3 separate regions of the Homo sapiens genome follow, and all the other regions are linked to region 2. Evidence: chromatin loops called from intact Hi-C (ENCODE). Cell type or tissue: A673. All regions are shown on one strand.

The links. A loop is a pair of places that touch in the nucleus more often than their neighbours do. Peaks named below come from ENCODE experiments on the same cell type or tissue, not always from the same donor. Only the 100,000 strongest peaks of a DNase experiment are listed, where the experiment ranks them.
Region 1: it touches region 2 in a loop (5-fold over the local background); 3 of 110 quality-filtered maps call a loop at or near these places.
Region 3: it touches region 2 in a loop (5-fold over the local background); 19 of 110 quality-filtered maps call a loop at or near these places.

The regions. Positions count from the first base shown.
Region 1 is chrX:38,751,932-38,756,931 of GRCh38, forward strand. No RefSeq gene overlaps it. Among named protein-coding and RNA genes, the nearest start is that of MID1IP1, 47 kb to the right of the region's middle. In A673, a CTCF peak has its summit at 2,354; no DNase peak of the experiment used is centred here.
Region 2 is chrX:40,542,134-40,547,133 of GRCh38, forward strand. No RefSeq gene overlaps it. Among named protein-coding and RNA genes, the nearest start is that of ATP6AP2, 36 kb to the right of the region's middle. In A673, CTCF peaks have their summits at 251 and 1,914 (motif pointing right); a DNase peak (open chromatin) is centred at 1,978; H3K27ac peaks cover 650 bases.
Region 3 is chrX:41,251,756-41,256,755 of GRCh38, forward strand. No RefSeq gene overlaps it. Among named protein-coding and RNA genes, the nearest start is that of LINC02601, 21 kb to the right of the region's middle. In A673, a CTCF peak has its summit at 2,122 (motif pointing left); a DNase peak (open chromatin) is centred at 2,106; H3K4me3 peaks cover 335 bases.

The DNA of each region.
Region 1 (5,000 bases), 1.8 Mb before region 2:
TACTAAAAACCATTGAACCACATCCACTTACAATGGGTGAATTTTATGGTATGTAAATTATATTTCAATAAAGCTGTTAAAAAATGATACACACAGGGCATTGGAAGAGGTCTGCGCAAGTGAGGGGCCCTGGAGCTTCAGCTTCATTAACTTTTCAGGAAATTTGTCTCTGTGGAGGAGACACAGCTATTGCAGAGATGCTGCCTGAGGCAGTGAGAGGGTGGGGAGATCACCTGGCTTCTTCCCTCTTTTCTCCCTCCAGTCTTCTGCCTGTGTTTTCTACTGGCTCAACCTTCCCGGAAGCCAGGGAAATGGAGTGCCTTGTGATACAGAGTGGAGGATACAAAAGGGTGGGTATAGGTCTGAGAGTAGAGGTGAATGACAGGCTCATGGACCAAACTCTGCAGTGATAGCTCCACACCCACATGCTAAGACAGCTTGGAATGACTCTACCTTTTGGTGTGAGAGATGTCTTGAGAAGAACTCCAGATGAGGCCTGTGTTGAATGAAGACCTAATCTGTTGATTGTTTGTTATCAAACATTATAGGATGCTGGATTTGTCAGTTAGCTTGTCACTCATTGGTCACCTGAAGGCTCAAAATCATTTAGTCATACGTATGTATGAATGAAGGGATGGAGAGCAGGCTTTGAGTGGGTAAGAGGTGAGGGATGATGAAATAACTCATGAAAGAAGAATATATTGAAGATGTTAAATATTCAATATTGAATGTATTGTCTTGGCTGCTTTTCTCACTTATCTCTTAGAAACAATGGGTACTAAAGGCAAGGCAATGGGCACAGCTGGCTCAGGGTACAGGCAAGAGGAGGACACATTTTTCTGTGAAGAAACTACAAACAACACTAAAACCAACCACAAATTGGTCTCTATTTTCTTGTTAGCATGTCTAAGCAATTCTAAACAACGTCAATGATAAAATACTCCTCCTTCACCTCCAAAATATCTTTTTGGATCAAGTTCTACAATTGCAGAGGTTAGCGCTGAGTTTTAAAGAACATATGTAAGTTTCAAATTGGCATATTTTCATGACTTACCCTTTTAATAAAGTGTTTTCTGCATGGACAATAATGCGAGAACCCCCACTCACACAGCAGGCTGCTGACCTACGTGGACTCAGCTACAATCCATTTGATTCTAGAGTAAGTTCATGTTGGTTCAGAATCACTTGAACTCACTTCAGATGCAATTTGCCTCTCCATTTGCTGTGGTACTTACATATTCCTACATTTAAACGGTAGCTTTGAAATCACAATGAGAGGACCGTGGCTGAAAAAAAAAAAGAACTTGAGATGCTTCAATCTGTCATTCGGTGTGCACATCACTCGCGGAATCTTGTGGTGTTCAATGAATTGGACATGTTTCTTCATGTGGGTTCCCCCTCCTTTAAATACATTACTATAAATAAAAATATTAATTCAGTTTATTTTTCCTTTTTGGTACTGTAATATTTATTTTTGTTTTGCTTTTTTCCTGGTGTGAAAATTTAATAAAAAATATTTTCACTATCTGTGTTTCTCTGGGACTGTTACAATTATTACTTTCATTTCGTGAATGTTACTGAAAATGATTTTGTTATATGAGGAAGGGAGTGTAAAAATAATCTACTCTGGATGTCAAATATGCTAGGTATGCTACTGCTTATAATAAAAATAAATCTGTCTCCACAAATAAGGAAACTGAGGCTCAAAGATGTTAAGAAAATTGCTTAAAATTACACAAGTAGTAAGTTATAGACCAGCCATTCTAACAAAGATTGTACAGTCAATATACAGCACGTAGGCTTAATACATAGGAACTCATTTAATACTAACAGCCATACGAATGGAGAACATCCCCATTTTGCAAGTGAGGGAATTAAAGTACAGAGAGGCTAAATGAACTTGCCCAAGTTCCCACAGCTAGTACTATGGCAGAACGAGGATTTGAACACTGGTAGAATGCTCCGGATACTACCTGTGTAATCTTCACACTGGGCTTCCTCATCAACCAGGGTCCACTTTGAAGGCCGTGCTCAGCTCTCCTGTCAGCTGCAGCTGAGCAACTTAGACCTACTTGCAGCTGCTCTGTCCTCTTCCACCATCCTCTCCCATGTTTAAGGATATCACCCAGCAGATGCATGTGGGGGATTTCTAAGAGCAAAAATTGCAATATGCTCTGAATTCAGTTCAGCTTGGTTGTTTTCCAAAGACTTTGAGAAGGGAAGAATGGAAAAGAAGACTGACTTTTTCGAAATAGGATCCATGGCATTCTAAGATATATTTAACTCCTGTAGGCATCTTTGTGCGCTTTAATAAAGTCTGAAGAAAACTGCTTATTGGTGCCACCACAGGTAATACTGACCCACAACACTAGATGGCAAAGTGGTGCTACGTTACTGTGTCGTGATCTGAAAAAGCCTGGTGTAAGTCTTCCAAAAAAATCCAAATCTACTGGGCTTTTTTTTTCTTTTTCATTTCTAAATTTATTTTAGGAAAACAAAGTTCTATGTGAAGTTAACAACTTACTTTAAAAAAATCATTGTTTAGAAATGCCCTATTTTGAATTGTCCAAGTCTTTCAGGCTCTCTCAAGTAGGTAAATATATGTCTTCTTGCCTAATGACCATCTGGTCAAAAGCTACTATCTAATTGATCAGATAAAAAAGGGAGGATAACAGAAGATAATAGAGATAGTATGAAATGTACTTTCAAAAGCTGCATGTTAACATAAATGTGACAAATGTATATGGTGCAGATGTCATCTGGCATGGCCTCTTCTGTTTAAATAAACTTAGAAGCAAATAACAAATTGGACACACCGCTGTTCATTTCATTCATTCAAAAATAAGCGGCTTTTATGTACAAGGCAATCGTAAGCAGCACATAACACAAAGAGTTCTACTCTGACATTTAAGAAATCTGTGTTCTAGATGGGGACAAAAGACAAATGCAGCAATACTGTTAACATTCAGCGCCTGAATCATTCTTTCTCCAGAGCCTCGTGGTGAGAGCTGCTGATTTCCCCCTCCTTTCTTCCTCGCAAGCCTTGGGACCACCCAAGATCCTGACCAGGGCAGACAGTATATCAACATATTAAGACTGGGCTCCACGCAGCAAGAGCTCAGGGCTGGGTTTCTATTGCTTTCTGAATTGTCTTGGCAACTCAAATCTAGCATATTGCCTGCATTATCAGAGGTGCCGAATAACTGTTAGCAAGAGACAGGAATCAGTGTGCGTAGCCACCAAAGAAGATAATTTGTCTAGGATGTTTTCTCGAACTTTGCCACTGGCAATGAAGAGAGGGTGGATATTACTGGCATAGAGTATCAACAGCAAAGGCACAGAGGCAGAGAACTCTGTTCTGGCTGGGGAAGCCTGCCATGGTTAGAGCAGTGATCCTTAAAGGGTGAGAGTGTTGCTCTCCCCAGCAGTATCAGCATCTCCAGAAACTTGTTAGAAATGCAAATTTTAGGCTTTGCCTCAGACCTAGGAAATGAAAAAGTACTGGGGGAGGGGACCTGGCCATCTCTGTGTTAACAAGCCCTCTATGTGATTCTGATACAAGCCCAAGGTCAGAACCACTGGGTTAGGGTATAGGCCCTGCCAGGGAGGGTTGATAAACAAGGTGAAGTACACAGGTGTTAGACCTTGAAGGGTCTTGTGCTAAGGAGATTTTTTTTTTTCTGTTTGTTTTATCTTGTAGGCAATATGGAAGCCATTGAGAGTCTCTAAGCAGGAAGGTGACCAGAACAGGTCTTCACTTCAAAACAGTTGTTCTGGTGATGGCATCGAGGAGGATGTGGAAGGAGGGAAGATATCCTCCTTCTGGGCAATTCTAGCTTCTCTTCTCTCTTCACCTCAAAGCTCAGCCCTTGGATCTCTTCTCTTCTCTTTCTATAGCCTTATCTTCTGGTGACCTCACCTACTCTTCTGGTGTCAGCCACCCGCCTCCGCAGTTGATTTCCAAATCTCTTCTACCTCTATAATCTTTCTTTCGCCAAGTGGACTGACTGGCTCAACTTCCTGGATGTCCAGCTGTCATTTTACCCAAAACACAGCCAAGTATTAACTCATCATCCACTAACTAGAGTTTCTCCTCCTGGTTTCTTGACTTCTGTTAATGCCTTGACTGTCTACATTGCCATTTAGGCTATAACTGCCTGTGGGATCACCCCCAAAGCTTCTTCAAGCACCAGGCTCAATTAACCACTTCCTATTCACCATCCCAGGAGTCCTAGGCACATTCTTTTATCCCAACATATTAACATGTTGTCAGTGTTTGAGGGTAAACATCTTAAGGGAGAAAATGAGCTTCATTTATATTTGCATCACATTGGCATCCATCAGAGATAGGGTAGACAATGGATGTTTAAAGGAGTAAATTCTTCCCCTTAAAGCTGAGGGAGAAAAACACATCGGAGAAGAGTAGAGAGATGCCTGCAATGCCAATGGACACAGGGGTTGCAAACCCCATCGATGCCATAGATGGTCCCTGGCAAACCCTTAAGGCCAGGTGGAGATTGGTTATGAAGAAATAGAATTAGGTTACAAGGAATTATCAGAGATAATAGGTATTAAGGCAGAGAGAACAGGTGTATATTAAGCTTTCTAGAAGCCTGGGGAAGATAGGAAGGGAGATGGACTAGTATTTCATAGAGGGAAAGTAAAGGAAATTTTGGGGGGTGATATTTTGGGAGTATTATTTGTTCTTAAAGATAGAGGAAATGTGAATATGCAATTCAAGAAAAAGAAAAAAATCAGCAGAGTGAGAATGACTTAGGATGACAGGGAAGTGTCCAGGGAGAGCTCAAGCATCACAAAGAGGAAGAAGTAGATGAGATCATGGACACAGAAGAAGGGCTGGCCTAGGAGTAGGAGATTTGGCTAACAGACATTAGTAGGTGTGCTGCATTTGCAGTTTGTGAGCATGTCTTCTCTGATATCAGTGAGGAGAAGGTGGATAAAGATCCAGAGATATTGAGGCTGTGAGGATGAAAAGTCAG
Region 2 (5,000 bases):
ATCTATCTGTCTATCTAGATGTCTATCTGTCTGTGACCACTGTTGCCTTTTACTCCTACTTCCTGGTGGCCATACTCACCCTCAGATCAGGTTGCATTGGAGTGACTGGGGGATTTTTTTAATACATATCCAGCTAAGGGGAAGTTGAGTTGAGGATATATTTAAGTTAGGTTTAGTGGAATATTTTGTGTGTACTGTTTTGTTGTTGTTGTTGTTGTTGTTTTGAGGCAGATTCTCGCTCTGGCACCCACAGTAGAGTGCAATGGCGCCATCTGGGCTCACTGCAACCTCCGCCTCCCATGTTCAAGCAATTCTCCTGCTTCAGCTTCCCGAGTAGCTGGGATTACAGGCTTGTGCCACCACACCGGGCTAATTTTTATATTGTTAGTAGCGACAGGGTTCCAACGTGTTGGCCAGGCTGGTGTCGAACTCCCGGCCTCAGGTGATCCGCCTGCCTCAGCCTCCCAAAGTGCTGGGATTACAAGTGTGAGCCACCGTGCCTGGCCTTTTATGTGTACTTTTAAGACATTACTAGCTATCCCAGTGTCAGCATGGCTTCTGGGAAACTCTCACCACCCACTGGATCGACTTTCCAGTTGGTTCAGGCCCAGAGGTTAGATCTCAGTGTAAATCCATCTTATGGTGTCCAGAACCAGAAGTATAGTGGAAGAGAAACAAGGTTTGAAAAGTATGGAGTCAGAAACTACTCTGTGGAAAATTCAGGCATGAAAACTTGTAAGCAGAGGATTCAGTTGCCATCCAAGCCTAGACAAAACGGAAATACTCCCCTGTCTGAAATATATTCGGTGATGCAATGTATACAATTATGAACGTACCATATATTTTTCTTTTCTGATGGAATGTATGTGAAATAGAATGGATCAGAATTCCTGGTTTATAGGGCACAAACCTACATCAGTACAAAAAACAGAAAGCAGGTCTGTGTGTGAAGTCACATGTTTTATCCAGCCCAGTGAATTGGACTGCATCTTGGAGTACCTGATGTCCCTTGTCCTGATGAAGTCTGGCAGTTCCAGATGAAACGGCAGGCCAAATTGCCACTGACACAGCAAAATGCCCTAAAGAAACATATTTATCAACGAGTCAATTTTTATCCCATAAGAGTAATTCGATTACATAATTACGTAGCCCTGCACAATGTAGAGGAAATTTAAGAAGGCATTTGAATTGCCCTTATATGCCCTAATTTCAGATGAACTATATAATATATATATTAAATGTATTAAATGTGTGTGTATATATACATATATACACACACACACACATTTTTGGAATCATTGATCCCACTGAAGATTGATCAACCAGTATGCAGCCAAAAATGGCAAGATTAAAAACTGCTATAGAGGTGTGTTAGGCAGTTAATTAATAAAAACATGTTGTCATATTGTCTGAATTTTGTGAGGTTTAGGGTACTTGTCAACTGTTCAAAATTCAGAATTTCTTGTGATTTCTTTTCATACTAAAGTGTGTACCTGGAATCCTATATACTGTTACTTAAAGTGGAATTTCAAAATTGTGTAAGTTCCTGGCCCCACTTTGCCTGGGTCCTCATCAAGTGTCACCCCTGACATGTGTGGTACACACCACACAGCACACACATTTCCACAGGCGGTCATGCTGGGAGGTGTATCTCTTGGTGGGGGGAAGAAAGGGCCAAGGGCCTTGATGGAGGTAAAAAAGGCTATGGTTCTATCATGTAATAGAGCTGGGACTTGGAATCCACAGAGGTGAAACGGTGGGGCAAATCCAATCACTCGGCTTCCACTTTGGGGACTGAGGCACAAGAATGGCAAATAGAAAAAGAGGAGGGGGTTAGCAGTATCCATGGTCTCTTTAAAAAAAAAAAAGAAAAGAAAAGAAAAAGACGAAGGGGAGATAAAGACCCTTCTAAGTAGGTTGCAGTTCTGTATTTGGCCACAAGATGGTGGTAAAAGAGTGTGCTCTACATTCAGTCAAAAACTCATTAAGAGCTAATCAAAGCAAAGCGGGTTTTTCCTGTTTCCTGCCAGTGCTTTCTCCCCTTTTCCAAGCCTCAGTGCGTTTACTATTGTTCCATTCTTTTTGGTTAAAGTCATCACAAATCTGCGTTTTTGTTTGTTAACTCAGCTGTAACCTGCAGTTCGTCTTCTAGACAACTTTCCCTGCTTCTTATAGTTAAGGATTATGTTCTTATTAACTATTATTAGAAGAATTTTCTGACCCAGAAGTTTCAGGACTTAAAGCTATAGTCTTAGTTCAATAATTGTCTGATTACGTGCTGCTCTGCTTGGAGCTTTCATTACTCGGCTTCTATTTCGCGTGTGTTTCTCCATACCCCCTCCCTCAGGGCTCTGTACAGAGTTTTATCTGAAAAACCAGCTTCGACCCCCGTCTGTCCAGGAGAGATATGGTTCCATCTGGTTTTGCTGGGGCCCTGCGAAGGCTGAATTACTCCTATGTTAACCATAACAAAAATGGGCAACTTGCCTAAGAAAAACAATGACAGAAATAGAAGAGTCAGCCTTGCTGGATCCAATCCTTCATTTTCCAAGCTGGTTTTGGACACCATTGCCCCCTTCTCTCCTACCTGCCTCCCAAGATTTTGACAGCCCTGTAGGCCAACACTATTTGCTCAGAACACACCCCCCAGAAAGCACGGGGCAGCCACAACAACTGATCACCTTCCTAACCCCTTTTGAGAGTTTTGCCATCACTGAGGGCCCTTGACCTGAACATGTACTTGGTATATGAGCGGGGGCCTCTTGCTGGGAAACCATGCCAAAAATGAGAGGCAAAGGACACAGCTCAAGAGCAACCACGCTGCTCTCCTGAGTGTACAGGTACAGGAGCTCCTGCCTCTCCAGCAGTTGAGATGACCATGTTTATTTTGATGAGTCGTGTTTGCCTTCTTAGATTGATGACACTGCTGGCTGAGGTTAGAGAGCCATCTGTGTAAGAGGACACAGCAAAGTTCACTGGCCCACACTCACAGCAGATCTTGGCTGCATCCTTAGTAAGCCTCCCATGATCCTTGACTGCTCCAGGATTGACACGTCCCGTGAGACAATGGGCACTTTTGCAAAGAGGAGCAGAATTAGAAATCTCAGTCTGTTTCCTCTGCAAAGTGCCTTTCTCGCTCCAGATCCTGATTATTCTGGTTTGGCCTTGTATAAATGTCCTGCTCTGAACAACAGCTTGGATCCTCTGGTTGGGCAGAATGGGAGAATCAGTGCTGGACAAGGAGTTAGGGGACCCAGATTCAGACGCCAGCTGTGTCCCTTTTTTTGGAATGAAGGACTTCTTCCCCTAGCTTCAAAGAATGCCACCAGCAGACACCCTTCCCCCATCCCCATCAGGCCCTTAGCTATGGCCAGGGCCGCATCTTTTCCCAGGATAGCCCACATCTGATGACTGATTGACAAGGGGGAATTAAGGCTCGGCCCTCTTATTCCATCTTGGGACAGCTCCAAGGGTCATTCAATCTTTCAACCTCCTTATAGAGTGGGCTAAGACTTCCCTAAAGACTGCATCATAGCTCGACTTCTCCTTCTGCCCACTCTTGCTTTCTTCTCTTCCCTTCCTCAGTCATGGATCCCACAGGCTCTCCCTAATAAACCTCCCGCACACTAAAGTCCACTTCAGAGTCCTACTTCCCGGAAAGCCCAGCATGCAACAGGGACCCTGAGAAAGTTCAGTACCTTTTCTGAACTGTCAGGAGGTTGTCCGAGAGCCACAGAACTGTGTTTTGTGCTACCTCTCTTTGTGGTCATTTTCTCTCAGCTGCTCACTATAGATTCCACCAGCTCTTGGCAACTAGACCCACCAAGGAACCCAAAAAGGCCCAAGAACCCAGTCACAAAGATGTATTCATGCTGGAAGTGGCTGCTCACCATGGCAGGCTAGCAGGCGGTGCTGGGACACGGTCTATAGCTCTCGACTCCAATCCAAAGAGCATGGCTGTATTTGGTTTTCAAGCCCATTTGCTGCTTAATTCTAAGGAATAATTTCCCCACTCAGTTCCTTCAACCTGGAGACAGGCCTGGAAGGTTGTCCACTGGACTGCTTTATCCCACCATTGACCTTTTCTACCTCTCTTCCTATAGAGCAGCCCTGCCCAATAGGCATAGAATTCAAGCCACATATGTAATCTCCAATACTAACAGCTATATACACAAAAGTAAAAAAGAAACAGGTGAAATTGACCAAAACAATATACTTTACTTAACCCAATGTGTCCAAAATAGGATCATTTCAATATGTGATCAGCATGAAAATAAGGTATTTTAAATTCTTTTTGTTCATACTGTCTTTAACATCTGGTGTATCTGACATAGTACATCTCAGATTGGACTAGCCCCATTGCCCATTCTATTGGACTAATCACAATACAGTTTAGGCAACCGTATTGGACAGAGCTGGCATAGATTATACATCAAGAGAGTTGCAGAACAAGGCATATGAGAATCTAGGATTTTGTAGCAGAGCGCTTCGGTTTCTAAGGCCGATGAGTTTGAAGCCTCAACTCGTAGGTTTTTGCTGGCCCTTGTATCTCATTTTTCCATAAATTAAGGATAGGCCAGGCTCAGTGACTCAGCCCTGTAATCCCAGCACTTTGGGAGGCCAAGGCAGGCAGATCACTTGAGCCCAGGAGTTCGAGACCAGCCTGGGCAACCTGGCAAAACCCCGTCTCTACAAAAAATTCAAAAATTAGCCAAGTGTGGTGGTGCATGCCTGTAGTCCCAGCTGCTAGGGAGGCTGAGGTGGGAGGATCGCTTGAGCCCAAGAGGTCAAGGCTGCAGAGTTGTGATTGTGCTACTGCACTCCAGCCTAGGCAACAGAGCAAGACCCTATCTCAAAAAAAAAAAAAAATGGATAATGTAAGGATAATATTCTACCTGCCTCATAATATAGGTGTGAGCCTCTAACAAGATAATGCCCCTAAAGCAACAATGACATCATAGATTATCCCAAAACAATGGCTTTCGAACTGACTTCCCCCA
Region 3 (5,000 bases), 710 kb after region 2:
AGAAAAAACTTTTAATGGTGAACATGGTTAATTATATATGTATTTTACCACAATAAATTAAAAAAAAATTTTTTTTTTGAGACAGGATCTCGTTCTGTCACCCAGGCTGGAGTGCAGTGGTAGTGCAATCTCAGTTCATTGCAACCTCTGCCCCTGGGCCTCAAGCAATCCTCCCATCTCAGCCTCCCGAGTAGCTGGGATTACAGATGTGCGCCACTATGCCCTGCTAAATTTTTTTGTATTTTTTGTAGAGACAGGGTTTTACCATGTTGCCCAGGCTGGTCTCAATCTCCTGAGCTCAAGCAATCTGATTCGCCTGCCTTGGCTTCCCAAAGTGCTGGGATCATAAGTGTGTACAATTAAATTATTATTGACTATAGTCACCCTGTTGTGCTATCAAATACTAGATCTTATTTATTCTGTAAATACTAGATGCTATTCTATTTTTTTGTACCCATTAACAATCCGCACCCACTCCCACTACCTTTCCCAGTCTCTGGCAAGCGTCCTACACTCTACACAATAAATTTTTAATTTAAAAAAAATTTATTTTTTATTTTTTGGTAGAGATAGGTTCTCTCTATGTTGCCCAGGCTGGTCTTGAATTCCTGGCTTCAAGCTATCCTCCTGCCTCAGCCTCCTAAAGTGCTGGGATTACATGCATGAGCCACTGAGCCCAGCCTCAATAAATGTTTTTGTTTGTTTGTTTGTTTGTTTTTTGAGATGGAGTCTCGCTCTGTTGCCCAGGCTGGAGTGCAGTGGTGCGATCTTGGCTCACTGCAACCTCCACCTCCCAGGTTCAAGTGATTCTCCTGCCTCAGCCTCTCAAGTAGCTGGGATTAAAGGCGCTGCCACCATGTCCGGCTAATCTTTGTATTTTTAGTAGAGATGGGATTTCACCATGTTGGCCAGGCTGGTCTCGAACTTCTGACCTCAAGTGATCCACCTGCCTTGGCCTCCCAAAGTGCTGGGATTACAGGCATGAGCCACCACGCCCAGCCGCCTCAAATTTTTAAAAAAACATGTGCCTTCCCCTGCACGTTGCTCCAGGGACGTGCACACACACCCTCTGCCTGGCACACCACAGCTGACAAGGGCTGACAATAGTCAATTTCATCAGAGTGCTTTTCTCACCTAGATCCTTCCTTTCTGCCTCCTCACCACACCCCTTTACCCACAAACAGTGGGAGGGGAGCCCTGGACACTCTCAGCTTCCTCCTGCCCCTGAGTTCCAGCGATCAAAGATAAAATTGAAAACATTAGCTATGCCCACTGCTCCCTGGTGGAAGGCAGCCACCTTCTGAGGAGGTCCCATGGGAGAGTGAGTCCCCTCCCCGTGCATAACCCGACCCCCAAATTGGGGGCTCTTCAGACCTCATCAGATCCTGCACAGGCCCCCCAGGATAGGTGCTTGGGGTGCAGCAGCTGGCCAAGGCGCTGTGCCTTGTTGTCTAGGTGGTGTGCCCACCCGGGCTCCCGGTCCCGCCTGGTCACAAGCATCCCCGCGTCAGCTGATGAACACCCCTGTCCAGCAGGTGCCAGACACCCGAAATCAAGAGGAGTGTCCTGTGCTCCAGGAGCCTGAGAGGTGGCAAAGTCCCCGGGGGGAGGCGTGATGGTAGGGAAGGCTTCTGACATACCTCTGCAGGGGCCAGGGCCCTGAGTCCCGGGTCCCCATGGTGTGTTTCTGTGTGAAGTCAGTGGCACTGCCAGCGCCGTGGTCATATTACCTAGGCCACAGCTGCCAGGCCTGCAAGCTCTTTCCTACTTCCCTTAGGTGCCCAGACCCAAAGTCAAGAGGACCTTGACCCGTGGGGGTCGTGGGGAATGAAAACCGTCCTGCGAACTTGAACTTCACTAGGGAGGCGGCGCTCTCTCTGCCCCGGTTCTATCACGCGCATCCGTTAGGAACTAAGCGGCACCTGCGCGAGGCTAGGCTTGTTGACATATTTCTTGCTGGCGGCGTCCTCTCGCGTGGAGCACGACTGCGCAAAGCGCCGACAGTCCCCCGAGCGAGGACGGCAGCGAGACTCCGAAGCCCCCTTAGCAACCAAGCCGGTGCCGCTGCCCTTGCGCCGGGACTGCAGCCGGGTCTTCCGAAGTGAGGATATGCTGCCCTCTAGAGGCCGCGGGGTGACATGGCCCATGAGGCTGTCTGGGCAGGGTGGGTTCGGGTGGGAGGAACCAAGGTGGACAAGCCTCGAAGTAAGAGATCTGTTCAAGGTCACAGGGAGTCGGGACTCATGCGGAGGCACAGATCCAAGCTCTCTGTACTGGGCCCTTTGGTATTCTGTTGGCTCCTATTTTTTTGTTTGTTTGTTTTTTGTTTTTTGTTTTAGATGGAATCTCTGTAGCCCAGGCTGGAGGGCAGTGGCGCGATCTCGGCTCACCACAACCTCCACTGCTGGGATCAAGCGATTCTCCTGCCTCAGCCTCCCGAGTAGCGGGGATTACAGGCGTGCGCCACCATGCTGGCTAAATTTTGTATTTCTTAGCTTTTTTTAAGCTTTTTTTTTTTTTTTTTTTGAGATGGGGTTTCGCTCTTGTTGCCTAGGCTAAAGTGCAGTGGCGTGATCTTGGCTCACTGCGACCTCCACCTCCAGGGTTCAAGAGATTCTCCTGCCTCAGCCTCCCGAGTAGCTGGGATTACAGGCGCGTGCCACCATGCCTGGCTAATTTTTTGTAGTTTTACTAGAGATGGGGTTTCACCATGTTTGGTAGAGATGGGGTTTCACCATGGTCTCAAACTCCTGACCTCAGGTGATCTGCCCACCTCGGCTTTCCAAAGTGTTGGGATTACAGGCATGAGCCACCGTGCCCTGCTGCCCCTGTTATTTATTTATTTATTTATTTATTTATTTTTAGATGGGATTTCACTCCTGTTGCCCAGGCTGGAGTACAATGGTGCGATCTCAGCTCACCGCAACCTCTGCCTCCTGGGTTCAAGCGACTCTCCTGCCTCAGCCTCCCGAGTAGCTGGGATTACAGGCACGTGCCACCACATCCGGCTAATTTTGTATTTTTAGTAGAGACGGGGTTTCATCATGTTGGTCAGGCTGGTCTCAAACTCCCAACCTCAGGTGATCCACCCGCTTCAGCCTCCCAAAGTGCTGGGATTACAGGCGTGACGACCGTGCCTGGCCCTGCCCCCTTTTTTTAAAAAGAAAACAATCCGGCTGAGCGCTGTGGCTCATGCCTGTAATCCCAGCACTTTGGGAGGCCGAGGCGGGCAGATCACCCGAGGTCGGGAGTTCGAGACCAGCCTGATTAACATGGAGAAAGCCCGTCTCTACTAAAAAATACAAAAATTAGCCGGGCGTGGTGGTGCATGCCTGTAATCCCAGCTACTCGGAGGCTGAGGCAGGAGAATCGCTTGAACCCGGGAGGCAGAGGTTGCGGCGAGCCGAGATCGTGCCATTGCGCTCCAGCCTGGGCAACAAGAGCGAACCTCTGTCTCAAAAAAAAAAAAAAAAAAAAAAAAAATCTCATTTCTGTAATCCCAGCACTTTGGGAGGCTGAGGTGGGCGGATCACTTGAAGCCAGGAGTTTGAGACCAGCCTAGCCAACATGGTAAAACCGGTCTCTATTAAAAATACAAACTTAGCCAGGTGCGGTGGCGAGTGCCTGTAATCCCAGGTACTTGGGAGCCTGAGGCAGAAGAATCCCTTGAGCCCAGGAGGCGGGGGCTGCAATGAGCCAAGATCATGCCACTGCCCTCCAGCCTGGGCAACAGAGTGAGACTCTCTCAAAAAACAAACAAAAAACCCTCTCACACACTCATACATACACAGAACTCATGAAGCTTAACCCTCAGAGCCCCTCATTTGCAGAAGACTCTTCGGGGCCTTTAAAATGGGATACGTTTCACATAGAGTTTTCACATATGTTTTCACATATAGTTTTCACATATGTTTTCACATATAGTTTTCACATATAGTTTTCACATATGTTTTCACATATAGTTATTATTGGCCATCCTGGGGTAGGAATGACTTCCAGGAATGATTTGACCTGCCCACCTGGCCTCATGATACTATGCACTATAGCAGCTGGGACTGGGCTGGTGGAGGAGCAGCAAGGTTTGGAATGTACAGAGCCAGACGTTAATCCATGGAAAATTCTTCCAACCATCAAACATGAAAACTTGTAAGCAGATCAAAATGAAAGTTTTTCCTCTTAAGAATATAATCAGGCTATGCGTGGTGGCTTACGCGTGTAATCCCAGCACTTTGGGAGGATGAGGCAGGAGGATCTCTTGAGCTTAGGAGTTTGAGACCAGCCTGGGCAATGTAGGAAGACCCTATCCCTAAAAAAAAAAATTAAAAAATCAGCCAGGTGTGGCGGCGCATACCTGTAGTCCTGGCTACTGGGGAGGCTGAGGTGGGAGGATCACTTGAGCCCAGGAAGTCAAGTCTGCAGTGAGCCATGATTGCACCACTGCACTCCAACCTGGGTGACAGAGTGAGTGAGACCCAGTCTCAAAGAAGAAGAAGAAGAAAAAAAGAAAAAAAAAAATATATATATATTCAATAATGCAGTAATATAATTGCAAACTCACTATATGATGAAAATATTTTTCAAATATTTCTATATATAACCTATAGAAACTATTCTGACATCTGAGAAGTAAATTGTACCAAAATATTTTTTCAGATCATACCAAAAGAGGAAGAGATAAATTTTGAATAGAGGTAATATATGGGCTCTTAGATTATTAAATAATCTACTTAATAAAATAAGTGAAATACATGAACACAGCAGGAAAACATTTACATTTTGTGCAGATTTGACTAAAATACTGTCATTGATAAAGATAACATAAATCTCATAATAGACTAGACCTCTACAGCAAGAATTGGAGGTCAAATTGGTCCATGAGTATTGCCAATTTAGAGTATTTAAGGTTAGTTCCTGAACATGAAACCTTGATATACCCTGAAAACTTACCGCTTTTATATGAAAGAAACTTGATAGAGGTTTTCCCAAATTTGACAACAATC